Linked DNA regions of Mus musculus: region 2 is linked to region 1. Evidence: chromatin loops called from intact Hi-C (ENCODE). Cell type or tissue: left cerebral cortex. All regions are shown on one strand. Each heading gives the region's core, and the rest is flanking DNA. Links, peaks and the distances in the headings are about the cores only.

The links. A loop is a pair of places that touch in the nucleus more often than their neighbours do. Peaks named below come from ENCODE experiments on the same cell type or tissue, not always from the same donor. Only the 100,000 strongest peaks of a DNase experiment are listed, where the experiment ranks them.
Region 2: a loop joins it to region 1, with 9 times the contacts of the local background. A loop is called at or near these places in 2 of 42 quality-filtered maps.

Annotation. Positions count from the first base shown.
Region 1 is chr2:38,332,078-38,347,511 of GRCm38, reverse strand. It overlaps Gm46736 (a long non-coding RNA gene), which reads left to right and starts at 8,302. Exons shown (of 3, transcript XR_001783286.2): 1 at 8,302-8,463; 2 at 10,184-10,293; 3 at 11,093-12,241. It overlaps Gm27197 (a long non-coding RNA gene), which reads left to right. Exons shown (of 2, transcript XR_374289.3): 2 at 1-1,206. It also overlaps a transcript of Lhx2 not described here. In left cerebral cortex, for the core only: no CTCF peak of the experiment used is centred there; DNase peaks (open chromatin) are centred at 7,173, 7,545, 8,137, 8,372 and 1 more place; H3K4me3 peaks cover 2,503 bases; H3K27ac peaks cover 1,170 bases.
Region 2 is chr2:38,386,530-38,401,963 of GRCm38, reverse strand. No RefSeq gene overlaps it. Among named protein-coding and RNA genes, the nearest start is that of Gm13584, 25 kb to the right of the region's middle. In left cerebral cortex, for the core only: no CTCF peak of the experiment used is centred there; DNase peaks (open chromatin) are centred at 4,112, 6,582 and 6,983.

The DNA.
Region 1 (15,434 bases), core at 2,612-10,611:
CCTCAAGCTCTGAGGATGAAGCTGGGGTTTAGGGTTCCGGAAACCTCTCGAATAACAACTGTGGGGGAGAAAGAGACTCTGCCAACATTTCTTCCTGGCCTCACAACGGAAAGGACTGTTTTCTTAAAGCTGTTGACTTCAGTCACAGAGCCAGTGGCCCACCACTATTTCCCCTGTCCCCCGCGTAAAGCATAACTTCTCTGTGTTTGCTTGTACCGTTCAGCAAATTACATTCCTTGCTTATATAAATATTCTCTCTCTCTCTCTCTCTCTCTCTCTCTCTCTCTGTGTGTGTGTGTGTGTGTGTGTGTGTGTGTGTTGTTACTGTTACTGATGCTGGTTACTCATTTCAGAAACCTGGGTGCTTACATTTTAAGTGGGAAGAGGCCTGATCTGTTATGAGAGCATCAACTGAACAAAGCCACCAGCATCTGAAAATCCGTCTCCAGGTTACCCCATGTGCCCCCAGGAGACCCCACTGGGGAATGGTTCCTGCACTTTTGCCTTCTTTCTAACCTGTTTCTTTCCTATAGAGCAGAAAAATGAAATGATTTTCCCCCACCAGGAAAAGGAATGTGGGGAGGAGACAGCACTAGGAGAAGCTGGGGTGAGGGTCACAGAGACAGTCAAGGAGCCCTGCATCTTCAGGGAGGACTGTCTTCACCCCACAAGGCTTGCGGGCCTTGTTTGGACAAGGGAAGGCTGCTTTATATTGATGAGAGAGGTTTTCTGCAGCAGCAAATGTGCTCAGGCATGGCTCTTTCACTATGAAATCTGTTCATTGTTTTGGTCATACCATACAGAGATCTGCTGATCACCAGTATTGACAGTACAAGTCAGTGGGACCTTCATTATTTCCAAGAGGAGTCCCGTGTCTGTGACACTAGAACAGAGAAGTAGCTTGGCCCATGGCAGGCAGACAGGAGCCCAATTCCTCCTCCTCTTCTCCCTGCAGCGATCTGAACAATTCGGAAAAAAAAAAATGCCTCCCTGGGCGTCAGCTGAGAAGGTTGGGGAACTAACCAGGGCTCCGCTCTCTCTCTCTCTAGGGCCCTGTTAAATGCACTGAACTTAAAATGAAACACGAAGTGTGAATTTCAGGTTTGAACATGATGCATCGGGAAATGTGAAGGTTGGCAGCCCTTTCCTCCCTCCTGCCTTTCGGTAGCAGGTATTAATATTGTATTAAATGTTATGAGAAAGTAAGGGCTGTGGAGAGGAATGTGCTCAGATGCAATTTTGTCAAGGTTTTTATCTGTGATTATGGTTCCAGATGTAGAAACTCCCGGAGGAGAGAAATGAGGGGCTGCTGGCATGTGACATGTGTTTTAAGGTGTTTGGCAGTGTTTCTCAAAGTGGTGACAAAATGTTCAATTTTATTACAGGGAATTGGTAAAAGGAATATGAATTCTAGGTCAGAGATTATTCACCTTCAGCAAAAACAATTTACCATTATTGATTAGGGTGTGGAAAGTTTGTATCTGGACCCTCCTCAAATCACATTGTCAACAATATAAATCTGTCAGATCAAATTATTCTTAAAGAACAATCGCAACAAAATACACAATAGCTAATTGCATTCTCCTCCTTCCTCCAGCTAATTTCCACAAAAAGGTACACACTGCCCTGGAATGGAAAGTGAATATTACAACAAGAGGCCTTGCATTTCTTATGCTACAAGGACACCTTGTATCTAGAGGGTCAGTTCTTTTTAACTTAGCCAGTCCTAAAAAGGACATTTTGCAACCCCTGCTTTCAGTCTTTCAGATTAAAGACAGCAATAAATTTTCCCACATAGGAAAACTTAGTTTCTTAAATAAGAATCAGGAAGATTCTGTAGGAGGAAGTAGGGATGGTGGTGATGGGAGAGGAAGTAGAAAAACCACCAGGTGGCTGACATCTCTTTTAATTGCATACATTTGATACTGGAAAATTTTCCCACCAGTCTTTCTTTATTCAAAGGCATCTCCACTATCCTTCTCAGAATGCAAGACACCCTAAACTCCATTTTGAACACAAGTTTCTCTAATAAATCTTTTATGAGCTTCACATACACCAGCATTAATAGATTGAGGTGCCCAGCTATGGCTCACTAGCCTGAAGGTGGGTTTGGTAACTACTTCCATAGAAGAGAAAGAGGTTTTGCCTCAAGATTCTGGATTTTTTAAAAAATTTCTCCCAGGATCCCCTACCAAAGGCCAAAAGACTGCACCCACTTACAGACCCTACTGCTAGTTATAAATCATCCCACACCTAGCACATCCATTCAAACCCATCCTTTCTGTCATCCTAACCAAGGGACACTGCTTTGTGCTCTCCAGCCTTGATATGATTTTACCATCACAGATCATACCAGGCTTCAACTCAAATTACACCTTCCTCGGGAGTCCAGAAGCTTCCTCTCTTTAGTGTAGGTTCAGGTACATTTCCAACCTTCCAACAGGAATAGTGAGTTTGGGAGAGAAATAGTCATCATGACCATCATCTCATCCAGGGCTCTTAGCAAAAGACCTGTAAGTATCCCCAGTCCAACTTTTCCCTGGGTCTGATTGGCAAATCTTTATTGCTATCCAGGGAAGTTGCCATTGTCTCTTTAGGTGAGAAATGAGTCATTTCCCACAGATGCTTCAGCTAAAGCCCAGCCTCTAGGCACCCCCTCCCCCAACATTTTTTTTAATTCTTCCATTAATTAAAACAACTAATGTCCCATTGATTATCTTTGCATGAATGGAAATCATTAGAGCCCTTGCAGGTATATGGGAAATTCTGTTTGCTTAAGTATTCACACTTTGATTTCCTATAGACTCATTTTTTCTCAAGCATAAAGAGATTCAAACAAAACAAAACAAAAACAAATCTCTGACACTTTGCAATGAAATATGAAAACTAGTCTTCAATGAGCTTGTGGGGATCTCTGGCAGGAAGAGGTATTCAGATGGCCCCGTACTATCACTGACGTTGACCCTCCAATAAAGGGGTCCTAGACAGTTAAGGCAGACATTGGTAGGTTGGCAGACTCAGGTTTTTAATTTGTGCTTGTTTGGAGTCATACAAGCTCTTCCAAATTGACTTTCAAACAACTGTATCAGCCCTCAAAAGTGAATAAGAAAAAAAAAAGGAAGAGGAGGAGGAAGAGAGGAAGAGGAGGAAGGGGAGGAGGAGGAAGGGGAGGAGGAGGAGGAGGAGGGGAGGGGGTGGGGTAAAGGCACTGGACAATTGGATCTGTTTGAAACTTCCCAATCAGTTGACCAGTTCAGCTTGCATCCATTTCTGTGGGCAGCCATAATTAGAGCGATCTATTTTGCATTTACTTCTCTGTGCAAGCACTACATTACCCACTCTTCCCTTGCTTATTAAACAGTGCCACCTGCACCAGACTCAACAAAGATCTTCCATCAGTCAGGCCCAGCTAAGGTCCCAGACCATATATTACCATTAACTGAAGCTTGGCTGAATAGTTGATGACAAGTAAAAGCAGTTTCTGGGACCTGTTTTTGAACAACCTTTTCAGCAAAAAATTATGAATTCCTCAAATTGTCATCTTTTATAAACCCATTTTATTTTCTCTATATAGTAACTTAAACAGCAATTAGCAAGTTGTTTAATTAATGTACTATCCCCTGCATGTCACCAAGGTGCCTCCAGCACACTTGTTCATAGGTACTAGCCAATGCGGTCAATATTTTGTCACTCAAAGCCTCTGAAGCTGACCACCTTGATAGCTCTAATGGTATAAAAAGGATCTGAAGAGCCCAATACAAGGCTAAGAAGCAAAGGGCAGTTTTTAGGAAACTAGCCAGGGAGAGTCTGAGTCTAGACAGAGGGACAGGCAGAAGAAAGTGAGGCAGGAACAGAGAGGGGAGAGGCAGAAAATGAATCTACATAGACATCAGTGGCTTAAGAAAGGCACAGGAAGTTTCCAGCAAACATGGGACCATTTCTGACATTCAGCTATGTTCTAACAAACTCGGCTTTCCAAAGCTGATGATTTACACATCTTTAAGAGCCTCAAACCTCACTGTGGCTTGTTCTTTTAAAAGCTTCCTGCTTTGTTCCAAATACTGCTTATCGTTGGCATTGTCAACAGCTCTGCATCTGGGAGAGATTAATTAAGTGATAGGTCAGACACAATAAGGTGAAAGGGCATGTCCACCCAATCAGAGCAGATTCATCCATTTCAGGATGGATCTACTTTTTTTCTTTTGAGAGAGAGAGGGGGGGGGGCAATTTTGGTTCCATCTCAAGGGAGGATTTGTCAATAGGGATGTCTGAGCTCCTCTGGTGAGGTGCACATAGCTGAAAAGAATGTTTTGCAAATAGAAAAATATCTAAAACTCTACATTCTGTCTTTTTAAGGTATTGAAATAAATCTCAACTATCAATTCTGTCTGTATGCTTAAGTTTCACAATCTGCGTGAGAGGTGATTTTCCTGAATATGAGTCTCTTACAAAATAGCTAATTGGATGGTTATGAATAAGATTGCTATTAACAATAAAAATTTAAAAGTTCACTTTCACTTCCTTCCCCCCCCACCCCAGTGTCTGATGAAATGCAACTCCTTCATTTCAAGTTCACCTTTTAATTTCTAGAAGGAAAAATGAGAAAAGACATAGGAAAAGGAGCCAGAGAGATGGGGATGAAAGAAGGAAAAGGGAGGGGGTGTTTCTAGGTATCATGGACTAAATTTTCCAGACCAATTAGAGATTATCTTTAAACCTCTATCTTCCACCCCCTCCACACCTTCTAAATAGATCTTTAGATTAATGAGAAATTAGTTAATTGGGGGAAAGCCATGTGGCCAGTTAGCTTGGTTCCTAAGCAGAATGGGTGGAGGACTTTAGATCCTACCCCAAGAAATGGTTCCCTCTGCATCTCTTCAGTTGTGAATCAGCGTGGGTCAAAACTGGTTGCAAAATTGTGGTGTGTGTGTATGTGTGTGTGTGTGTGTGTGTGTGTGTGTGTGTGTGTGTGTGACAGATGAATGGCCATGCAGACAGATGTAAACTCTGAGCCTGTGAACAAGGCTGGGTCAAGTAAAGTGGTTGCTCTGGGAAGACTACAGATAAGATATTTGGAATATTTTTACATCGTTTTTTGAACATGTCTGCAATAAAATTCTCATTTTCTAAGGTCTTTCTTTCTTTCTTTTCAGATGGGTGTTAAACAGTGGTAGGGATGTTTTCAGTTGACCAGCCATTCATTTCTCTTTGCCAAAGAAACCAAATGCTAGTATCTTAGTTATCCAATTCTTTAAATCATCTGGGATCTATCTTTATTTCTAAAACTGAGCAGAAATACTTAACAGCCTGATCAATAACCATTGACCGTCAGCACACCTCGCCACCCTAACATGCACAGCTTGATCATGTATATTTGATCATTGAAAAATTCAAAGCATCTATTGCAGTATATCAAGCTTCCCATAAAATAGTCTGCCTGTGGTCTTAAAAAGAATGTGAGTTGTTCTCTCTCCTGCATTCATCTATCCATTCATTTACACACACACACACACACACACACACACACAGAGAGAGAGAGAGAGAGAGAGAGAGAGAGAGAGAGAGAGAGGAGGGAGAGGGAGAAAGAAACACACACACACACACACACACACACACACACACACACACACACACACACCTCCTTCCTGGAGAATTAATGCTCATATATTTGATGAAGAACAAGGTAATTGACTGCGAGACTGTACATCTGGGCAGCACTTCATATCCATTGCAATAATAAAATACTTTTTTCACATTTTAGCAGAAGAAAGGCTTACTTCTGCCCACAGATTCAGAGGACCCCAGAGTCTCTGTCTGCAAAGCCTTCTTGTTATAAATCCTGCCTTCCTCTTAAGTGATGGCACACACAATTGCACCAAGGGGCACTAAGTTTACTGTGCAAAAGCATTGCCAAAAAAAAAAAAAAATGCTGGTTTCTTCTCAAAGCTTTAGTATTAGTATGTGGTAGTATGAAATATATACATCTGGGTTCCTCAATACCCAATCTGCTTGGCAGCAAACTGGGGCAAGGGTCCAAGGACTTGTCCTGTAAAGGGTCACAGGTACAAAGTGCATTTTAGAATCCCAAGGGCTGGTTTCCTGAGCATGTACCACTATGATATAGGTTACCCCAAAAGGAACCAGTTATATAGAATTTTCTCATATCCAGGGCTCAAAGAACTGATTCTAAGTTTCTCCATAAGGGAACCTACAGACCCATTCAAATAACTCTAGAGATCTGATCCAAAAAATACATCTGGTAAACCTACTCCAAGTTCCCAGCACAAGTCCTTAGAACCTTAACCCCAGAGACCACCCCTACCCCCAGCTAGGAAAAAAAAATTACCTGCAGAACCTCCCATCTCCGGAGTCCCCTGTCCTGTATTGCACACTGTGCCCAGCACAAATTATTCGGGGGCCCTTCCTTCTAAAAGCAGCAGCATCTGGGCCAAGGCTCCCTCCTTTAAAGGAGGAGGACTTCATATGATAATACGTGTAATATGATATGGAATGACAGAATGCATGACAGTTGCCCATAATACAGAGAAGTCAGTCAAAGGACAGAGGGGACATTTGGATAATTACCATCCATTGGCTAGTCAATCACTCGAACAGAGAGAAACTGCACAAAACCCACAATGGAGTTGGGAAACAAAAGAGACCCGAGCCAGACTCAGGATTAACCGGTCTAAAGCGATCTAAATGCTTTTGTGTCTGAAGAACTGAGGCTCCCGGGTTGCTCCCCCCTCATCCCAGGGAACTAATTGCGGGGATCAGAGTTAAGGCTTTCTCCCTCCTTTCCTATTTCTCTTTGTAGACTGCTCACCACGCAGTGAAAAACAAATGATTTCTCTCTGTGTGTTCATTAAAGTACTTTAAAGTTAAGGAGGTGCAGGAGGAAAGCGAGATGTGACCCCCTGTTCAGAGGCTGAGAGTCTTCTACCATGGAAGATGCTAAAATAGTCTCCCTTAGCCTTAATTCTTTGTTCGAGGGTAAGGTCTTTCCTTCTTGCCCCTTGGAAACAAATACTCATGCACCTGACTGGGACTGGGCAGCTGTCTTCGCTCTGGCAGAGATGGACTTGTGGTACCCAGCTTTGAGTGAGAAGTATCTCTGCGTTGCCTCCACACCAGTAAAAACACCAGGTCTCCTGTCCTGAGTTAAAGAACTGCACATAATTAAGTGGGGGAAAGGGACAACAGAAAAGCTCCTTCAATGGGAGGGTGCTACTGGACTTCGATGGTTGTAAATTGTGGGTAGAGAGAAAATCTTTGTAAATTGAGGAGTGAGAAAGAGGGAACAACCTCTTCTAAATTGAAAGAGAAAATAGGCTTGTTTGGGAAGACGAATAGAAACCTATTTCTTGTTCAGGAAAAGGGGATGAAATGGGATGATTCCTCTAAAGAGACATCAGGAAATGATGTTTAGAGACTGAAAGAGGATAGTGAGAGAGAATTCCTTAAAAGAAATGGATACTAGAACTCCGTATCCAAAAGCCAGACTCTCCTCGCCCAGGACTGGAAGACTGGTAACTATTACCCAGTTCCTTCTAGGGTCTCAATCCACAATTCATCTCATATCCCTGACCGGCCCTTGCAAGTTCCAGGCTGGGTGGCAGCCGCAGCTTCAGTGACGACCTGCGGGTGCCCGCGGTGGCCCAGCCCCGTGCCCTACGCGCAGCCCTCCCAGTCCCGGCGCCTCTTACCTTCGTGAGCCCTCGGCAGCGGGTGTGGCCGGCTCTGCGGGCGGCCCCGGGCCAGGGCCAGGGCGCAGGGGGCAGCGGTGCGGGACTGGGGGGCAGCAGCAGGGTGAACGCTGGAGGGGCTGGCACGGTGCCCTGAGGAGGGGACGGGGCGGATGGCAGCCCTGGGGCCTGGCGATGCCCGCAGGGGGCCGGGGAGGGGCGCCGGGGCGCGGGTCGGGGGACCAGGGGCTCCCTCCTGGGGCCAGTAGGGCGCTCCAGCCTGAGGGGCCGGCCCGGGAGTCCGGGCCGCTCAGGGATCGGAGTGGCTGCTGGCTCGCCTGAGCTGACAAATCAATCAGGGTCCGTGGAGTCCCGGGAGTTGCCACCCTGACTGCGGCACGCGGTCCCCGTGAGCCCCGAGCTGCCAGCTGACGGTCGCCTCCAGTGGGCTAGGGCCGGCCGCGGTCATTAGGCTGCGGGCGCGGGCGGGGGCGGCCGGGCTGGCGGGAGCGCCGGGAGGAGGCGACCGCGCCGCAGCGTCCTGGCCTGGGCGCCCCGCCCGCCGCCGTCCCGCGCCCGCTGGGCTCCTCGCTGCCACCCACCCCCGCCCCCGCTCCCGCCCCGTCACTGGCTTCGCCCGCTCCGCTCCCCGTTTGGCTCGGCCCGCCCCCCTCCGTCTCCCTCCATCCCCGGTGTCTGTCGATCTTCTTGTCTGCTGTCCTCCCCGGATCCCTCCCTGCGTCTCCAGCTCTTCCTTGCTGCGCCTCTCTTTCCCAAGGTGGGGCTGCCTCTCTTACCCCTCGCTCCTCGCTCATTCTCACCATTTTCTCCCTCCCTCTCATTTCTACGCCCCCCCCCCCCCGCCCCGTCGGTCCCCTGCCACTCACTACCCCTTTTTCCCTCTGCTCAGAAAGATTGGTTGTTCTTTCCTATTCCTGTTTGAAGCAGAGGTCCCCAGAATTCAACTCAAGTCGTTTCCCTGCCCTGGGACTTCGGACAAGTCACACACCCCCTACCCCGTTGCAGTTTCATTATCTTTAATACAGGCTAATAAATAAGGAAGGTTGTGAAGCAGGGTATGGAAGCAGGATGTGCCAGTGGCTCTGGATCCCCTTCTGAACCTCACACATTTGCAAATGCAGCAGCCACAGTGGCAGCTGCTTGGCGACCAAGGCACCCTGAGACCAATTTAGCAGGGAGTGTCAAGGGTGATTTCTTCTGGGGTCTCCAAAGCCTCTCCTGAATCGTGACTGTGGTTTCTTAATGCCTACTCCAGATTTTGGTTGGGCACAGTCCAGAGCTGGGTCTGATATCCCAGGTGGTCACCTGCTGGATTTTCCTTACTAGGCCCCATGATTGGCTTTTAAGCACCAAGAGGTGTTTCCTAGACTGAGTCTTCAGAGTCAAACAGTAGTGAGTTCAAGATCACTTACTTGGGCAGGAAACACCACTCCAAGCTTGCTTCTTGGGTCTAGGAAATAGAAACAATTGCCAGTTTTCCTTTCAGAGTTGTGAGTTAGATTATTCGTGGTTTGTCTAAAGTGTCAGTCCATGGAGGTTTCCACTCTGCCCTAGCTTTTATTCAGGTTCTTTGGGAGAGACGGCAATTCACAAGCAGGGATGGTTTCTGCTTTATGCCCTGGCTTCTAGTTGGGGAGGCAGGCTGACATGCAGGGATACTGCATATCATGATAGCAGATGAGTGTGGTGAGATCAAGTATTCTGGGAAAGTGGTTTGGAAGTGGGATGGGATCAGGAAGGACTTTCTCAAGGTGTGATCATAAAAGCAGAGACCTGAGGGGGTAGAGTAGAATGTAGTCAACTAGAAGGGGTTACTAAAGGAATGGGGGAAAGCTGTGGAATGCGCAGAGACAGAATCGCCAAGGCCAGAATGCCCCCAGCGAGACTGGGGTGTGTGGGAGGAGAATGGGGCTGAAGAAGTGATCCAGGCTGAGGGGGCAGGCCCAATGCATCTGTAGAACTCTGGACCTCAGTGGTGGGAACTACTCATATTAATCTACCAGTTCAGTCACGGTTTCATGTTTCTGTACTGGAAGAAGCCAGGTCTAGGCAAAGACATACTTTTGCCTTTAGTCTTTCTAGTTCTCCACCGGCCTATCTCAAACACTCTCTATCTCAAGGTGCCACCACTTTCTCTACCCAAGTGACCATCCTAAGAGTACATATTCAGGGTTAGTTCTCTGTGTCATCAAGTCAGGCACATAGGAGCTGTACCAATGGCCAGGGATCCTCTGCTGTGTGCCAGGCTATGCATTGGCCATTGTTCCTGCACTCACAAAAACAATTATAGACACTTTGGAACACAGGACATCTATGAGGAAGTCTCATAGAGTGCTTGAGACTGGAAGTTATCTGAGGGTAAGCCTGTCTTGAGAATTGGTTTACTTACCAGAGAGTAGCACACACCCAGTGCAAGGCAGACACTCAGTAACACCTACTGGGAGGATGGAAACAAAATAAAGCTTCCTTCCATTCAGAGCGTTGAGAGAAGAAAGCAGAACTCAAATGAGCCCCGGAGCAGGAGACCTGTGGAGAAGCAAGCAGCAGGCAGAAAGGTCTATAGAGTTCTGGAGCTCTTCTGTGCCAGGTAAGTAGGTGTCAGGCACTTTCCTGCAGTAACCTGCCGGTCTTCAAGTCGTCCCTGCCTCTTGGGCACGGTTACCATCCCTTTTCTGATAAACGGCTAGGGTCCAGAAAGGTGAACCCCCCTGGCCCAGAGTCACACGGCCTGTTCTAGGGTTTGAACTCGGGCCTGCTGGTTCTTTTTCCGCTAAAAGGAAGAAGCAAAGAAAGAGAAGGCAGAGCGAAGAAGGAGACAGCTGAGAACAAAAGAAGGGCGGTGGTAAAGGAGTTAGCTCCTTTAGCAAGTAATTTTTCAACTTAAAAACAATTCCCATTTCCCAGCCCTGCGGAGGCAGGCACGGCGGATCTGAGGCAAGGCCGGCCCTCTGACTCGCAGGAGCCTGCCGAGGGGCCCGCGAGCTGCTTCAAAGCCGGCCTCTCCGGCACAGGCGCTTTTAAACTTCACACGGGGAAACTTTCCAGGGCTGACTTTCTGCACTTTGTTTCCAAATCAAGAGATGGGGAAGTCCCTCTCAGCCCAGCGGGGAGGAGAGCTCACTTGCCCTGGGGTCTGGGCTTTGGAGGGACTCCCCAGGCTGGGTGACCTGGCCCTCCCCGTACACACAGATGGGGGCGGGGACCTGTCCCCTGCTTATAGTGGTCTCCAGAAGGGAATCAGGATGTGGACTGCCCTTGGTTTCTTAGTGGGTGATAGGGCCTCTTTTCCCCCGCCCCACATCTGCTTCTTCCTAGTTTCCCCTAGAAACAAAGTGGGACCTTCTTAGGAGGATCATAATATTCTGCGTGTTTTTTTTTCTCAGCAGCAGCTTCAAAACCGGGATCAGTCTGTCATCTTCTGATCCTCATGTCCAGAGGCAGCAAGGGTCTTTCTAACCCTCAGCTTCTTCTGATTTTTGGAATCCAGATTTGGTTTTTGGATGTTCATCAAGAGGCTGGCTCCGTGAATTTTAATTAAGCTGTCTCCCCCCCCCCATTTATTACTAATACACTCCTCTTAACTATGATTTATTTGTTAAACAAAGCACCATAAGCCGTCACTTATTCATCTTAATTTCAACAAAATTAAAGTAGTCGCTGTTAGATTGCACCTAATTGCACTTGCAATGAAAAGAACGGAGATGTTAATCAAAATAAATTGAAGATAAACAATAAAATCATTACATCTTGCGACGGTAAGTGTAACTAATCAGTTTTGACTCGAAGCGACTGAACAGGAATAATGAATGTGCCACCGAAGGCTGGTTCATTAAGAGAAGCCACAGAGACCTGGTCCTTGGGGCAACAGACAGACACCCTGCCAATGTGGCCCTAAGGGTTCTTGCCCCCTGGTTGGGCAAAGGGGCTCTAAGGAGCAATGGGAGCTAGTGGGTAGCTCTCAGGAGGGATGTCATGGGTAGAAGGGCTCAGAAGCTGCCCTGCCACAGAAGGATTCTCTCATTCTGTTAAGGCAGCAAGAAATCCCGTGCTCATTCCTGGACATGCCAGGTAACCATGAAAAGAGCAAGTTGAGTTGAGAGACAGACAGACAACAGCTCTGCCAAGGACACAGAGAAAGACACACCCCAGGGGATGTAGTAGAGAAGAAGGACAGGCAGATGGAGTCTAGGAGAAAGAAAGAAATGGAAATAGAAAGGACCATGAGAAGAAAGAGAAACTGAGGCATCCCCTGTACTCCCTGGGAGTGAGGGGAGGAAAGAAGCAGGTGGCTCTGCACAAATGGAGGCAAATGGAGACAGAGCTCAGGAAGTCTCAAAATCCCAGAGTCCTCAGGAGTCCAGGCAGGCACCTGACTTCTGGGGATGAGACCACAGAGGGATGCTAAGGATCCCTAAGTGAAGAGACAGGAGCATATACCTCACAGAGGCCCTATACTGGGGCCTTTCCTCAAGGCATGTGGATATGACAGCAGAACCAGAGAGAGGCCAGCTTGCATTGAAAACCCCCTATGTTGCCTTGACCACACCCTTTTTTCAGTCCCCAGAAGTTGAAAAGTGGAAAACTCTAAAGATGCAGACACCTCCTCTGAGACTGCAAACAGACAGAGGAGCCAACCTGAAAAACATTAAATTTTTTTTTGGTTCTGTGTGGGTGCTGGGGTCAAACCAAGGCCTTGTATATGCTAGGCAACACTCTACCAATGCACCACACACATTGTTTTGTCTTTTAAATATCTAACTTGTGCTTAGCCTTGAGCTTTTCATAGGAAATACACTGAAGAATTAGCTCTAGTGTTGCTGTGCCCTAGTTTCCTCATCTTTAAGTCACATTTAATAATAGAAGTGACTGCATATGCTTACCATAAGGATCTATCTATCTAGTGTCTATCTATCTATAGGGCCTTGCTATGTAGCTCGGTCTGGCCTCATCCTCACAATCCTTCATTCTTCTAAATACAGACAGGGTAACAGACATATGTCATCATGTCCAGCTTAAAAGAGTTCATGTTGGGGCTGGTGAGATGGCTCAGTGGGTAAGAGCACCCGACTGCTCTTCCGAAGGTCAGAAGTTCAAATCCCAGCAACCACATGGTGGCTCACAACCATCCGTAATGAGATCTGACTCCCTCTTCTGGTGTGTCTGAAGACAGCTACAGTGTACTTACATATAATAAATAAATAAATCTTTAAAAAAAAAAAAAAAAAAAAAAAAAAAAAAAAAAAAAGAGTTCATGTTTGCAAAGGCTCAGAATGGTGTTCAGCTTTTGGAATAGGCTTTATATGTTTGTTAAATAAACTTAAGTGAATTCATGCTTTGCTGGGGCATGATTCAGCAGAGAAAATTGGTCCTGAACAGTGAGTTCAGTCCAACAAGCAAGGGTCATAATAGATGAATTTCAGGATGTTTTGAGGCCCAGCATGGAGATGAATACTCCTGTCAAGTAAATTCTGGAAGAAGTCAAAATTAGATAAGGGTAAAGGGAAGGAGAAAGGAAAAAAAAAAAGGTAGGCAAAAGTACCTATGTGGACAAATGGCAAGACACAGCTTGGGAGATTGAGCAAAATTGAAGTGGCAGTTGAGTAGAGATGGGGAACTTGTATCATGATCCTTTTACTAAAGAACATCGGAGAACATGGGGGGGGGGAACACAGTTGGTTGTTTTTAAACTTTATTATTTTTAATATTGCTTCCAATGCATTTGTTATACCTAAAAGTGAGAAGTGTGACCTTTTTGTATGAGGTTTTACTCCTTCCCTCCTTTCCTCCCTCAGTCCACATGCTTTTGATAGAGGCAAGTCCTCCATGATATGGGAGGGAACATGCGACCCAAGCCAATCAGTGCATCCCACTCTAGTGGCTACAGTGATTGGAGAAGGGATGATAATTCTACCCAATGGGAGCTGATCCAGGGTTTGGGCTTGAGGACCTGGGAGAGGTCTTTAATCCTTTCTGCGGGTCTCTAATCTGACAGGATTTAGGCTTTGGGGCTGCTGTCACAATCTCAGGACCATGGGGATTCTGAGACCAAAGCCAGCGCAGCAGAAGGCTTCGCCACGGAGCAAAAGGAGCCCCAGTGACATCGTTTGAGCCCCAGATCCAGCCAAGATGAAGGCAGCTCTAGCCCCTGGCCCTTTTAGTTTCACGAGCCAATAAATTCCTTTTTGTTCAAGCCAGTTTGGGTTAGGTTTTCTGTCACTTGGAACAGACGTCCAGGCTTCTGACAAGAATGATACAAGGTCGTGTGTTTTAGTAACATGACTCTGGCAGCCACTGCTAGGTACAGGAGCCTAAAGGAGCAAGCTTTGAGGCCACCTCCAAAGAGGGCTTATGACAAAGGGCAGGCAGAGCAGGAGACTGTCACAGTTTATCACCATAATGTGAGGCTCAAAACAATGGAAATGATTTTTTTTTCTTGTTTGGGGTGTGTCCAAATGCTTCCCCACCCCCAGCCCCACCCCCAGCCCCACCCCCACACAACTAGGGCTCACGAGCAGTGCTTTGCTACAGATCCATTCCCAAGGGAGGATTATTTCCTCCCATCTTCCCTTTCTTTTTCTGTGTGGTACTGGGGTCAAAGCTCAAAGAGCTACCACTATGCTATACTCCCAGATCTTGGTTCTTTCTGTATAGCTCAGGATGATCTGGAACTGAAGCTCCTCCTGTCTCACCGTCCTGAGCGTTCAGGGGAGAGTTTACCTATTTAATTTTGATAACCTGGCCTCGGACTTGCTATGCTTCAGATGATGACCTTGAACTCTCCTAGCTCTAACTCCTGAGCTCTGAAATTACAGGTGTGTGCTTCCATGCCCAGTATATGGGATGCTGGGAATTGAACTCAGAGCTGTGTATGCTAGGCAAGCACTCTATCAACTGAGCTGTATCCCTAGCCCCAAGAGTGGGTTCTTTAAAAATAATTTCTCTTTCAGCTTCTGCAGATCGCAGGTGAAGCTTGTCGCTGAATAACTTCTATGTCTGCTTCCTCCCTCACATGACATCCACACCCTGCATCTGTGTCTATCTCTGATAAGGATACTGGTTATCAGTTTTCTGGTTTACTTGTATAATACAGGATGATCCTATCTCAAGGTCTTAACTTAATTATATCTGCAATGGTTCAGGGAGCAATTCTGACTCAAAGAAACAGGCAGAAGTCAGTAGAAGAGGATATTCAGTGTTCTCTTCTAGTCTCCATGCATATATATATATATATATATATATATATATATATATATATATATATATACTCATAAAGATACACACACATATCAATCAATCAATCAATCAGTTTTTAAAATGCATGTTTAATTTCCCATGTGGAACTCAGAATAAAGATAGGAATTTTAAGTTTTTATTTTATTATTTTTTGAGATTATAATATAATTACATCATTTCTCTGTTCATTTTCCTACCTCCAAACTCTCTCTCCCATGTATCCTTCCCTGGTCTCTTTCAAATACATGGCTTCTTTTTCTTTAATTGTTTTACACACACACACACACACACACACACACACACACACACTTCCCCCTCAATATATAAATGCAACCTGTTCAGTCTGTAAATGTTACTTGTATCCTGTTTTCAGGGCTAACCATTTAGTATTTGACAACCAATTGGTGTTCTTTTCTCTGTGGAAGAATATTTCTTCTGCTCTTAACATTACTTAGTTCCCGTGGCCTTTTGTCTAGAGTTGTGGCCTCATGAGTT
Region 2 (15,434 bases), core at 3,258-11,257, 54 kb before region 1:
GTGGTGGTGGTGGTGGTGGTGTGTGTGTGTGTGTGTGTGTGTGTGTGTGCTGCAGTACAGGCATTGAGGCCAGAGGACAATTTGCATGAGTCAGTTCTTTCCTTTCACCATATGGGTCCCAAGATCAGAATCAATCATCACTGAGCCATCTTTAATGCACACTTTACTATATTTTCAAACTTTTAAAATGTCTCATCCCTCCTCCAGTCAAATTACCAGATCCTCAGAAATTTCCCTTCCACCTCCTTTCTCTCTCCAGACAGACGGTTCACTAACCTGTTCTCAGTGTCTGTAACCCTGGGAATTAAAGGCACTATAGTCTTGGATTGGATCTGACATTCCAGGGCCAATTTTATTCTTTCTTGATTGACTTATTTTGCTAGCATGATTCTTAATTCTCTCTCTCTCTCTCTCTCTCTCTCTCTCTCTCTCTCTCTCTCTCTGTGCATGCATGCGTGTGTGCTAGGGTAGGGGGCCATGCATTCATTAGTTACTTCTTCATCATTGTGAGCAAAACACCTGGCAGACACACGTGAGAGTCATAGTTTCAGAGTGGTTGTTTGTCACAGTGTGGCATGGTGGGGCCACACCAGTCATGTTGGCTGGAACAGTAGAGGCTCTTTATATCTAAATACAGAAGACAGAAAGGAGACTAGGAATAACCTTTAAGACGTAGGTCCACCCCTAATAACCTCTTTGCACTGTATAGACCCTGCTAAAGGCCCACAGCATCCGCATACAGCACTCAAAATAAGAGCCTGCAGGGGACACAGCAGAAGCTAATGTCACAGGCCAGACAGAAATTGGGTTCTGTAAACTGTTGAATCTTTAAAAATACCCCCTGATGGGCGTGGTGGCACATACCATTAATCCCAGCACTGGGGAGGCAGAAGCAGGCAGATCTCTGTGAGTTTGAGGCCAGCCTGGTGTTCTGAGTAGAAAGGCTGTGGTAGCGTGATTCTGGTTCTGTGTCGGTAGACTGAGCTTTCTCTCTGAATGGCATTTGGATCTTTTTACCTGGCTATTTCATGATGTGTCTAAATGAGTATGTGCTGGGTACTTGGTGGCTCCCCTATGTAAACATCCAGTAAGACTGCTGCTGCTGTTTTTGTTTGTTTCTGTCTATCCCCTCGCTCCCTTTAATTCCCCTTGTCTGTTCTAGGACTTGGGGTGGTGCATAAAGATCTCAACCTTCAGTAAATTTTCTAGTTCTTTTTCATCTAGCTCTGTGTTCTAGAAGGTATGTTCCATAACCCTACATGTGTACATGAGTGTGTGTGTGTGTTATCGTGTATTGTGTTTGTGTTTGCTTGTTTGGGGCACACAATTGTGTGCATGTGGAGGACTGAGGTCAATGTTGAGATTTTTTTCCCTTGATCTTGCCTCTATCTTATACTTTGAGTTGGGGGTCTTTCACTCAAACACAGATCTTCCTAATTTAGCTTGTTTGATAGCTATGCAACCCAAGATCTCTTGCATCCATCCTTCAAGGCTGGAATTCCAGGCAGACCATCACATCTTCTCATCATTCATGCAGGTGCTGAAGATCCAAACTCAAGTCTGCTTACTTTAGCCACTGAGCCATCTCTGCAGTTTCCAATGCTAATTTTAATCCTCCAATATTATCTCTGTCCCATGAATTACTTATTTCTGTGTAAAGCTATCTTTATTCTTTGCTGCCCTTGTATTAGCTTTGTCTGGCAGTGAACCCCAGGAATCCTCCTGTCCCCTCTTGCTCAGGGCTGAGATTACAGATGTGCACATACAAACCTGGCTTTTTTTTACATGGATGCTGGAAATCCAAAGTCAGGTCCTGATGTTGGCATGGCAAACACTTTACCAAGTAAACCATTTCAAGCTCCAACAGTTTTAAGTAAATTTAAGAAGGGTCCTGATTACAATCTTGTTAGAAACTGTGTTTAAAAGACGACTTTTCTTTGCTTTCTGTATCCATTTCTCCTTTGAATGAGGTAGAGTGGGCACCTTGCCCTTCCTTCATGTCAGAACTACCTACCTGAACGAATCTCAGAGGTTGTGTTTCTTGCTCAAGAATGCACAATCGGTACCTTCCAGGGAAATTTTAAGTACTAAGCAGGGCTAAGGATATGGTGAAATCCAGACAGGCTCAGGAGACAGAGTGCTCTGAATAGACACTTCTATTCAGAACACAGATGGCCAACAGTTTACAGAAACCTCCTTGCCTTCACAGAAATGTAAGTTCAAACAACAATGAGATACCAGCCCAGTTAAGAACAGCCATTATTAAAAAATGCTGCCTGGGTGTGGTGACACAGGCCCTTAGTACCAACACTCAGAAGGCAGAGTTGGGCAGATCTCTATGAGTTTGAGGCCAGCCTGGTCTATATAGCGAGTTCCCACCTAGCCGGGGCTAGCAAAGGCTACATAATGAGACCCTGTCTCAAAGAAAAAAAAATTGGTGGGGATGTGAGGGGAAGAACGATTTGTACACCTATGAGGACATTGGTACAGACACTATGGACAGTACTACAGAAATAGAAGTACCATGTGATGCAGCCACCCAGCTACTGATTTTGGTGCCAGCAGATCGGAGAGATGCCAGCACACCTGTGTTCAATATTGCTCTGTTCACAATGGCAAAGATCCAGAATCAGTCTAGATGCCATCAATGGATAAGTGAATAAAGAAAACATGTAGGTGTGATGAAACATCATTAGCTATATAAAAAAAAAAAGATGTTCTGTCATTTGCAGCAAATGTGCAGAACCGGAAGATATTATGTCACATGAAGAAAGTCAGTAAGTCAGATACAGAAAGACAAAATATTCTCCCTCATGTGTGGAGGCACTGTCAGGAGTGGTGATTCCTGGTGCTGGGAAGGTGGGGGAGGTAGAGAGATGTTAGACAATAGATCACAAAGCACAGACAAGAGGCTCAAGTTTCAGCCTCTATGGCAGGCACATTGGGGCAATTACAGTTCACAGTGACCTGCTACTGACTGAGGAGTCATGTTGGAGACAGACAGGTCCCAGCCCCTGATGTGATGATGACACAGCCGTTGTTGGAGTATCACACCCTTCCCCATAACATGAACACTTAAATAGTAATTACTAGTAACAATTGAAATTTAAAACTTTAAGGATATGAAACGGAAGAAAGTATTTGTAATCTTATATTTCACAAAGGGTATGTTTCCAAAATGTATTTTTAAAAATGCTTCACTCAAAAATGGAAAGTCAAAGATTGGGTAAACAATTTGAATAGACATATTTTCGTGGAAAACTCACATGCCAGGTGTGGTAGAACACACCTGTCACCCAGCACTGGGGACACTGAATCGTGAGGACCAGCAGCTTGAGACTAGCCTAAGATGCATAGCAAGTGTCCGGCCATCCTGAATGACATGTCGTTGGGGTTTGTTTGTTTGCTTGTTTTTGCTTTTGTTTTGTTTTTAAAAGAAAACAATGACAAAAAAAAATGCAAAAGTGGGGTTTGAACATGGGTGCCTGTAATGCTACTACTTAGAAGATGGAGTCAGGAAGATAAGGAATTCCAGGTCATCCTCCTCTACACAGTCAGTTTTAGGCTAGCCTTAGATACAAAATATCAAACAAAATGAAACAAACAAACAACTGATTTAAAACAAACCAGCAAGGGCCAACGGGTAATAATTCAAAAGGATTTTTTTTTTTCATCAAAAGAAAGAGAAAAATTGGGCAGAAGTTAAAACAAAGCATGACACTTTCCTTCATGTCACCTCTTCACTGTGATCCAGTGCGAAGGGAGGACCCGGCCTGGTGAGAAGCAGTGACATCACCAGAGAGGACCGTGGCCTAAGGAAGAGAGCAGAGCCAGGACCAAGCTGTGAGTTCTCCCAACAGCTGCCTGTCCTTTAGAGCTACATAGGTCTTAAAGGAGAACCCCGGCTCCTCCAGGCTGAAGAGGACACCATCGGCTGTGGAGAAGCCCCACCCCTTGCTCACACCCACTCACCCCAGCCTCCCAAGAACAGGCCCTGCTTATAATCATAGCTACGTGTCATGAAAGGCAGCAGGAAAAAAATTATTATGAAAAACCTTAAGATACACAAAAATAGGATAGCATAATGAATCCCCGTGCCCTAGTTTTCACCACGGTGGTAGTTTTGCCAGTCTTGCTTCCTTTTTGAACCCCCACATCACCATGTGCTTACAATGCAGCACTGAACCCTCACAGCAAGCCTGTGCGGTATACCACTCTCCCATTTAGCTCCAGTAACTGAGACCTTCAGTCATTTGCCTGAGGAAGTCCAGCATTGTTAGAAGTCAAACACAGGTCTGCCTGATTCCAGGTCCTGTGCTTCTGTACCGTCCTCAGCAAACGAAGAGTGGTGAAGGATGATCAGAGCCCACACCCGGAAGCGCCAGACCTTGCCTGGCTCTCCTGTCACCCCGCAGTCAGAGGTGGGGCCAGACAGCCATCTTGGAATGTGTATTGATCCAGGGAGACCGGATATAGTGGAGCCTGGAGTGCTACCACCTCAGGCTTGACCTTGAGGGAGCCTCCTTTCATCACATGGGAATGAGACTGTACCTCAAGGGGTCAATGGAGAGTTTCAATGACATAAGTGAGGAAGGTGCCTGGCACACAGTAGTGCTCCACAAATGGCAGCCACGAGTTCATTGTCTAAGGTCAGGAACCGCATGTTGACTTTTTTTTGGGGGGGGGGGTACGTTGTGGAATCAAAGCTGAGGAGCTGGGCAGAGGAGAAACAGCAAAACCCAATAGCTTGGTTACAGTAGAGCTAACTAGAAGCCCAATGCTGGACTGGCTTCAGGTCCCAGCATGAGAGAGAGAGAGAGAGAGAGAGAGAGAGAGAGAGAATGAACAAGAGTGAGAGAGAGAACAAGAGTAAGAGAGAGAGGAGAGGAGAGGGAAAAGGGAGAGGGGAGAGGAGGGAGACAGACAAGAGAGAGACACACATACACAGAGAGACACAGAGAGAAGACTTTCTCCTCCTCCTCCTCCTCCTCCTCCTCCTCCTCCTCCTCCTCCTCCTCCTCCTCCTTCTTCTTTGTAATGTCTCAATAGCTGTAACATCACAGGGAGAGACTGGGTGTTTCCATGGGGCTCCACAGCAGGATGGAATAGTGATACGTAAAAAGTGTCTGCCAGCCGCAAGTCCAACATGGGCTGGCCCTAGGACTTACTCTGACAAACAGGAGACAGGAAGCTAAGGCATAAGTCATCTTCAGCTTCTGTTGCTTCATCCCCACAATGTTCCATGTTATAGCCAGGCCTGTGTTGTGGAACCAGAGGACTGTTCATGCTGAGCCAGGCCCAGCCCACAGCATACTCACCGACAACCTCATGCAGTCCCACAGGTCTCAAAGCATGGCAGAAGCCACCTAGCCAGCCCATGGGAGCCACTAGGTATCTAACACTTCTTGTTTGAATGACATGGGAACCGAGGGGCTCAGTACAGGTAATCCATATACCTAGAAGGTGGCAGGAGCAATGGGGTCTGGATTTAGCTCAAGCTATTCTCGCACAGGGTATCACCTCTACCATTCAATCTTCACATAAGCCAAGACTGACAGGGTAGTTCAGTAGGCATCTCTCAGAAGAGAGAGAGAGAGAGAGAGCGCTGATATCTTTAGGGCTGGAGTTTCTCTCCATCCTGTGCAGAACCCCCATCTGAGTGTGGTAGTGGCATGGTTCTGAATGCAGAATGTGAGTGGTCTCAATAATCTGTGTATGTCACCTGGGTGTGTCTGTGTCTGTGACCCTATGGCATATTACCATAATACCATGGTAATGTAGCCTCTGGTGATTTATGTTTATGGGGTATGTGTGTGTAGGGGGGGGGGGTGTCATGATGGCATGTGTTTATGTGAGAAATATGTAGAGTGTGCATCAGGGATACATATGTGAGGTGTGAAGTCTGTTCTGGTCTGTACCAGGGGTATGGTGTATGTGGAAGTCTGTGGGTGTTGAGTATATAGGGTGTGGTATGCACCTTTCAGATGTGCATGTATGAAGTATATGGTTTATATTGTGTGTTTGTGTATGGGTGTATTATGTGAGATATATGACTCATGTGTGTGTATCTGCATATGTGTGAGATGGGGGGTAGGCAGTGTAGGTGGGTGTTGAGGGTGTTGAGTGTGGAGAGATGTGTTGCGTACTGTGTTGCTGTGTATGGTGTGTATGCTTGTGTTGATATGTGTTTGTGTAAGGGATGTGGTGTATATGGAGGTCCTTGAGTGTTGAATGTGAGAGGGTGTGGCTTGAACTGTGTGTATATGTGTGATGTGTATGTGTGGGGTGTGGGGCTCATGTTAGTATGTGTGTGAGGGGTGTCGTACACGTGGAAGTCTCCAAGAAATGAATGTAAAAGGGTGGAGCATGCATGGTTCACGTTGGTGTGTGAGGTGTTTATGGCTTGAAGCATCGTGTGTGCAACAAGAGAGGAGCCCCGCTGACTGATGGTCTCGGGCGAGTGTTCGTTCCTTGCATCCCAGAATCTTGCTGACACTGATCTGGGCCTGGGAACGTCTTTCCTGAATAAACATGATGTCATTTCCATTCCATTCAGCCTGCGCCGGGACAGCTGCTGTCAGCATCACTGAGGGAAATGCCACCTCGGCCCTGACAGCTGCCACTTGGCACACTTTGTAGAAAGCTTCTCTGGGAAGAAAAAAAAAAAAAAAAAAAAAAAAAACCCCAGCCAGTCATGCAGATGCTATTTAAAGTATGTTGCATCCTGATGAGCCTCGTGGAAGAAGCTAAGTACGCTGAGGGACTGTGGAACCTGGGCTGGGCAGGGAGGTGGGGAGCAAGGCACATGCTCATAGGTCGGGGGGAAAGCTGTCCCTACCTCCCATTTTACAGATGAGCAAACTAGAGTTGAGAGAGGGCAGGGGCTTGTCTGGGACCAAAGAGTAGGTCTCTGACAGAGCACATGGGCAGAGTGTGATGACCAAGACCTTTAAGTCGAACAGAACTTGCTACCAATGGAGAAACTTAGACCCAAAATGGAGGGAAGGTTGGCCCAAGGCCATGCAGATCGCCTCAAAGCTGGGGTAGGAGCTGCTCCATCATCTTAAACACGTGGACATCCTCTGTCTTGTATACAACAGGCGCTAAGCAGGTGCAGATGATGTGATAGTTCATCTTCATGGCCAGCAGACTGGATTTGGAATTGCTTAGGAGACACACTTCTGTGTCTGTCTCTGAGGGATTTTTCAGAAGGTTTGATGGAGGCGGGAAGACCCATGCGGGTGGCTCCATTCTTTGGACCAGGGTCCTGGGCTGAATAGAAAGGAAGCCTCAGCAGTGAGAATGGTTACTGACACAGATGGCTCCTTTATGGTGGCTGTCCCCTGCCATGGCACCAGAGTGCACATCTGCCATCAAATTCAGTGCAGGATTCAGTAAAGTTGGTGAGACAGGGAGCACCTCCTTCTATAACAGGCTGCGTGTGAGATAGCTTCGAACTGTGGGCTAGTGTAGGTGTCTGAGTATGCTTCAGGTGAGCCCAGCTAACTTGACAAATCTCTTTGGCAAAATATCTCAGAAAATACCTTGAGAGAGGAAGGATTTATCTTGGCTCAGTTACAGTTGGGTAACTTGCTCCATTGTTTCATGAGGATAGCACATTGCTATGAACGCCCCTGCTCCCTCCCCATAGCCTGGGACTCAAAGGGAGTGTGACTACAACATTGGGAAGGGGCCTGTGTGTCTTATAAATTTCAGCTGATTTACAGCTTCTTGAATCTGACTAGCCTGCCTCCTCCCTCAGGGTGGATGGTGGGTGGTAGGTGGTGGAATGTTTCAATTCGGAGGAAATTGCTACCAGACAAACACCATGGCAGAAGGGCCAGAGCGAGGGAAAGCTGCTTGCGTCCTGGACACCAGGTACAGAGAGACAGAGAGAAGACCCAGGAGCAAAGTATGTCCTTCAGAAGCAAGGTACCAATGACTGTCCTCCCACCAGTACCTCCCAACCTTGATCATCTATCTGTGGATCTGGCCAACCATGGGATTAGATGAGTAATCACCTATTGGTGAAGCTGTTTTCACCTCAGTGTTTAACCAAATCTCCCGAGTTAGCTGCATTCCTTCCGTACATTTGATTTTCGTAGAAGGTCCATTCTCTGCCTGTCAAACTCCTATCCATCCTTCAAGACCCTACTTCAGTATCAGCTTGTTGATGCGATGGAGCAGATAATTTATGGCTCTGGACATTCCTTGTTGTCACACTAGTGGGTTCTAGTTCCAGGGGAGCCAAATGGAGGAACATTCCTGGTGTGGTTCTGAGTTTTGGGCCTAACTAAGAAGGCCTCCCTCTTTGGATTTATAGACTTCAGCCTGTGAGCTTCTCTTGACTCAGTGGACCAACTAAACTCTCAGCTCATGGCCTGCTTGTGTATGTCAGATGCCAAAAGCACAAACTTGTGGATCCCAGGATTGAACTCGGGTTCCCAGGTTTGGCTGTAGTACCTTCACCTGCTGAGGCATTTAGCCGCCCCTCTGTACGCTTTTTTTGTTAACAGGCTGGGTGACTCAGGGGGATAAGTACACAGAGCTCTTCTGCTGCAAGAGACAACACAAAGGCTGTCTCCAACAAAAACACACATATGTGTACACACACACGTACACGCAAGCAAGCTGGGCTAGTGTGTTTCTCAGCAGTAGCAGACTTGTCTGGTGTCTTTAAGGTCCTGGATTTAATTTCCAGCACCAAACTTTTAGATGGTATGGTCTGGAACCTCCATTTAACTAACCTCTTAAAAAGTCTCCTACCTGTCATGCTGTGATGGAAGATCAAGAAATAATACAATCATCTTGTTTAAAACTATGACAAAGCCCTCCCTCTTCCAGCTGTGTATTTGCATGAGACCAGATGTTTTGCACAGAGTTCAATCAACAGTTTATCACAGCAGACTAAAGACCAGAGCCAGCAAGAGGATCTAGCTTTCTTCCTCACAAGCTTCAAAAATGAAATGAAAACACATTTCTCTTTAAATTTTTCTTTTGGAAACAATCATTTTAATAAAGATTATGTTGGGCTTTTAAAATATTTATTTAATTTCATGTTTATGTGTGTGTGCATGCCTGTAGTTTATGTGTGTATCATGTGTGTGCAGTAGCCCTCAGAAGTAAAAACAGGGCACTGTACCCCGAGCCCTGGAGTCTCAGATAGTGCGAGCTGCCATGTGGGTGCTGGGAACCCAACCTGGGTCTTCTGCAAGAGCAGCCAGTGCTAATCATTGCGCTATCTCTCCAGCCCCAAGTTCTTGTTTGTATTTTTCTTCATTTGCTACTACTGGAGGGTGAAGGCCATGACACAGCACATGTGTGAAGGTCAGAAGGCAACTGCATGGCATTCATGTCTCCTTTCACCTCTACAGGGACAGGTCAGGCTCATGTAGCAAGCTCTCTTTCCAGACCAAGATTCTGTTTTTATGTGAACAGCTAATGGGTTCTTTGTCTTCTTAAAAATAACTCAGTAAATGCTTTGAGTTTTAACTTTCATGTTTTATAGTAAATATCACTTAGCTAATAATGAATCCACTAAGCAATATTAATAGACACTGATTCATAACCATTTTAATACTACAAAGGGGGTCCAACGACCAAATATGTGCACTCTACCTAGTGGAGATTATTGTCCACACTTTCCAGGCAGGGTAACCAGGCTCAGGGAGGCAAAGTGACTTTTCACCTGTCATCTATATCTGAGCTCAGCTGCAGACTCCACAGCCCCCACTGGTCACCGTCATTCCATCAGAGTTGGGATCTGACGTGGCAGTTTTCCGAGAGTTTCTACCTTCATCTCTGCCCTGCCTTCCCCACAGCTGGGTGAGGCTGGCAAACAGTCTGTCTGACCGCACAGGGCTCAGAGAAGGGCAACATCATTCCCCAAGGTCCAGCTGGAACGAGCAAAGCTGGAATCTGAAGTAGGCTGGCCTAAGTGTGGAATTTGCCTCTTCCCAGCATGCTCTGAGGAACCTGTGTATGTCTGCGCCACCAGTCCTTAGTCAGGCTCTTGAGAGGATGACAGCTGCAGGTTGTCCTATAATAACTACTCCATCTGTATTTTGTAATATGTAGTCAGCTGGTTTCCATGTCTTATATGGAGCTGGGAGCACGTCCTATATCCCTGGAGTAAACACTGTATCTCTGATGTTAGAACAACAGGTTGCTAAGATTTAAGCAAAATCGTTCAGTTACACTTGGTGATTGATTCTTTTGGGAGATGATCTAGAGAGGCAGAGTAGACAGGTCAGGGGGAAAGAAGAAGGAAGCTGATGAGGGCACCTCTCAGGGGCGACCCTGCAGGCAACTGAGGCAGGACTTCATTTGTAGTCTATGGTGGGGCTGCTTGGAGCAGGCTTCAGAGAAGCTGGGCTGATGAACAAGGAGGCTGCTAGGTTTACCCACTCATACCTTCCAAGGCTCGATACTTCCAGGAACCCACAGCTTCCTACCCTCTGCACGAGGCCCAGCTTGCTTTGAGACACCACCATAGGTGAAGAGATCCAGGAAGCCCCTACCTGGGAGGAACCTTTCTGGAGGTAGCCTTGGGAGAGGGAGATGAGTTAGGAGCTTGCAGCCCATGCATAGCCCTCAGACACACTTTCCATAGTCAGCCGACAAACCCTCGATGTCCCTCCCATTAAAGCCAAGACTCCATCCTGGGCACTGGAGCCTCAGAAGTGAGAGAAAGCAGTATTGCAAAGACCATGTAATAAACGGGGCATTTACCATTACCTCAGCCACACAGCAGACAGCCCTCGAGTCTGATGACAGGTAACAAGTATTGTCTCTGTACTCAACACACTGTGGCCAGGCTGGGCTCTCCTAGGCTCCTCTGGGACTGCTTGGATTTGGCTCTTGTTTTAGGTAAAGTCCATGTCTGCTCCACATGACTCTCATTTTAAGAACAGTGGGTACCCAGGGCTGTTGCAATGAAGGATGGCAGGTGCTCAAGCGATCAAGGTAAAACACACAAATGACTTTGCAACTCTGCTTTTTCATGGAGAAGTTATCACTGGTTGAAATGAGCCCCATCCAGTGGCAATGGATGCTCTATGGCTTCCCTGAGAGGACTGACCAATCTGGAAGTAGCAGATATGATGCTATTACAGAGAAAATGAAGAGTCAGAGGCTACAATCCTACTTTCTAGAGACTAGGAGCAAGATGGGCTCTGGGCCCAGGGAGTGTGACTGATTCTCAAAAATGGAGGTGAGGCAACTGAATGTGGTGGTTCACACTCTTAATCCTAGCATAAAGGAGGCAGAAACTAGCCTGGCCTACATACCAAAACCCAGGCCAGCCAGGGCTACATAGTAAGAACCTGTCTTATAAAACAAACAAAATGTGGGAATCGGAAAATCCTGCCTTCTGATTATTGTCACCACCGCAGAGATTAGAGAATACTTGTGACACCATTAGGACACAGAGGACAAGACACAATCATGGGCCTCCTGACTGAGTGTGAATCCTGATGGCCACTCTCTGAGCCTCCATCATCCCCACTGGATGAGGCAGACATGGAACAGTGTCACTCTGCCAGTCTCCTGCCACCACTCTGCAGCCTTGGGCCAGTCCTTTAACATCTCCATGCATCACACACATAGAGCAAGATCTAACTTAACTACCTTGACTCACTACAGCTGGCTCATCAGTGTGGTGCCTGACCTGCAGTAAAGCACTCAGCGTACAGTGATGTGTGCATGCACAGCTGTGTGATGCTGGCACGTTTTATTAGCCATGTACATCTCATCTTTCCAAAAAAAAAAAACCTCACTAAGGTATGTTTTGCACATTGTAAAATTCACAAACTTTGAGTATAAAAGTTAGTGAATATTAATAATTTTTCCCAGTAGCACCAACCCTTAGTTTTAGATGACTTCAACATACTTAAGATTTCTCAGGCCTTTTTACTATTGATCCTTTTTCTCACCTTCAGCCTCAGGTGACTAATTAGGGGTCCAATTGGGAGCAGTTAGCCATGTAATATGCTGTCTCAATATCTATATCTTTTGTGGAAACTTCTTACAAATCCAATAGTATATCAGCCAGCACCCTTTACTTAGCATGACACTGTTATAGCTCAGCCTTCAAGCAATGGGAATCTTGGGTCCTCTTCATGGCTAAGTAATATTCCATTGTGTGGCTATATCATTATATTTTGTCTATCCATTCATAGTGATGGCTATTTCCAGGTTTAGGAATTATAAACAATGCTGTTTATAATCATCACAGGAACCTTTGTATAAAAAATGCTTTCTTTCATCTTGGGTGACGACACCAAGGAGTGGCTGAATCATATGGTAGCTTTTTTTGTTAAACTTTTCTAAAAAATTATTTTGTCTATTATTATTGTTGTTGTTGCTAGAAGTAGTAATAGTAATGTATATATGAGAGAGAGAGAGAGAATAATGTATGCCTGAGAGAGCATGGTTGAATACGTGCCACATACTTGTGGAGGTCAAAAGACAATTCTAGGGAGTTGGTGCTCTCCTTCTATTTCAGGTTCCAGGATTTGAACTCAGGACATCAGGCTTGTAAAGCAGGTACATTTACTTTCTGAGTCATAACTCTCAGCCCTGTGTTGAACTTTTGGAGAAACTGCTTTCCAGAGTGGCTTGCACTAGTTTGCAGTCTTCCGAAGTGTCTGAGGGTCCTGCCTCCCCTTGTCCCAACACCCACTCTTCTCTGAAGTGCTGTCTCATCTCAGGTTTGTTTGTGTTAACGACTAATGACTAGATGACAAACCTTTCACGTGCCTATCAAGAGTCTCTTACTTTAGAGATGAGGAAAGAGCCAATAGCGTGCTATCATGAAGGCTACAGGAAGGGAAAACATCTCAGGGATGAACATTGAGGTGCCTAGATGGAGGGATCCAATTAGGGGCAGTTAGCCATATATAGCCATGGGTGTGAGGCTGGCTTAACACAGCACTGTCTGAGCTCAGTCAAGGCTGTGAGACCCACCTCTCAGGCCTCTGTAGGAACCAGGGGCTCATTCCATAGTCTCCAGAAGGCCACCTGACCCTGGTTAGAATGATCCCATCCCTACATATATGTGCCACATGCAATGTAGTAATCAAGAGCTCTGGCTTAGCTAGACATCACACCAATAAGTCACTGGGACCCAAGGGCAAGAGGAAGATCTGTTCCTACCTGCAAGAACCCCCTATAGCACAGGGAATCAGCCCTTGTAGGCCAGAGCTATGACAGTATATTTAGAGGACTTGGGTGTAGGTTGGTAGACCTCTTAGTTGGGATGGCTAAAGCTCTAAGTTCAATCCCCAACATTTTGAAAACAACCAACCAAACAGCAAGTAGATGGTGGGTACAAAGGACTTGGGGTGCAAGGCAGCATGGAGGATCCTTGTGTATTGGGCAGAGCCCTAAGTGGTTTCTGATGGTCTCAGCAGCCTTGTGACCTAAATCCAGCAGAAGATATTGACACTGTCCCACTGGACTCACGGCTATTCTCTAGTCACAAGCCCAAACACTCTGACCCTGCCCAGAAATACCTATGGTTAGAGCTTCTGGAACCTTCCCCACCGAACCTTTCTTCCCACCGACTGAGCTGTGCTACCAGAATCAGTGAAGTCTGTAGCCAACCAGCGCTGGCTGTGTTGTCTGAATTGTTGTAATTACATCATTTAGCTAGATAAAACACAAAGAAATGAACCCTGTATAACAAAAGGAATGTGTTGAGAAGAACTAAATCGAGTGCTTTGGAAAATTTGCAATAAGGACGGATTGCTAAAAATAAATCTGTTCGCTTGGGTTCGGGAGAGATTTGGGGTGGGAGGGAAGGATAACTTTTCAGGATTCCAAATTCCAATTGTTGCAACATATTCTTGTATGCAGCTCACAGGAGGAAGGATTGCCACACTGTGTGGAGCAGTCTACACACACAGACAGAGCCAGACCCTAGCCAAAACCCTTTAGCCTACAGTGATGGCTTTGGCCTACGCACTGGCTGAACGTTAGAATAAGCATTCTGGGCGCCTGTAAGTCTGGTCCTTTTTGTTGTTGTTTGTTTCTTCATTTGTATTTAAAGACTAGGCTGGCCCTGAATTCACAGAGATCTGCCTGCCTCTGCCAGTGCTGGGATTAAAGGCCTGCACTGCCAATGCCTGGCTCCTTTCCCTGAGCCCTTCCTTACTACTCTTGATTCCCTAGGCAAGTGCCCGGAACCTGTCAGGCAGCTGATGGGCTGGCTCTGCTGGGTTACTATGATGAATGTGAATGATGGCAAGCTGTGTGTTGAGTACATGATAGTGAGTCTGGGCGGGGAAAATGTGTGTGAGGTCGTGTTCAGATGCCTCCCTGGTCTCTCTGGCAGGGCTCCATCTCCACAGCTCTTTGCAGATAGATCTAAATAATCCCTGAGCATTACCACAGAGATCTGTACTCTGAGGAAGAGGCTGAACATGGCTGTGAGACCCCTATGATAGGCACGTGAAAGGTTTGTCATCTAGTCATTAGTCGTTAACACAAACAAACCTGAGATGAGACAGCACTTCAGAGAAGAGTGGGTGTTGGGACAAGGGGAGGCAGGAACCTCAGCACCGACCTTGCTCACCCTTCGACTTCTAAAGGCCCTGGTGATCCCAGGCCCTGCTCTTCAACACCCCAGAGGCTGTCCACACAGGCACCACCCATCTCTCCCCCTGTCCTGGGGCAATGGTGCACCAAGATCCTACTCTTCAGCTTTCCCATAGGCCAGAAAGGACCTGGAGTTGAGTGAAGCAGGGTAGGGCCCTGACTGAAGCCACCTGGCTTTACACTGTCATCAGGCACCTGGAATCCATGTCTGCTCTAAGGCTCCATCTACTCACCTGGGAGGTGGGAATGACAGCATCCACATTGAGAAATGCAGGAAAAGCTCACCTGGGGCCATACCACTTGTTCTGACCTTTAGCTCTGTGTATGTTTGGATATGTGACAAAACTATTCTAGTCTGTGTACCCTGCCCCAGTGAGAAAATAGTACCTATTTCACAGGAATACTGGATGAGCTAAGTATGTGAAGTAGTTACAACATAGCTCACAAGCAGCATCGGTACTGTGTGGAGGAGTTATTACATTTATTGTCATTTTCTTGTTTGAATTCTCAAGGTTTGCATTAGGCACAGGGTTCACCAGACCCTCCAAGCCTGGAGAGAAGGTGGCATAGGTACAGCCTATCAGCAGATGGGCTAGAGGGTCCTCACTCCCACTTTCCAGATGGGGTAACTGAGAGCTTCCAGGGGTCACTCCTACCAAGAGGCTAAGGTCCCAGAACATCTAAATCAGAGGGACCTTGAGGGCTGGGCCACTCCAGGGATGGGTCTATCTCTCCAAGGCCACAGTGGCTGTTCAGCACGGACCTCTGGGAACGCATGATCTTGAGTTGCTCAGAAAGAAAGGTGGATAGTGCCTGAAGAAGGACACCTGAGGTTG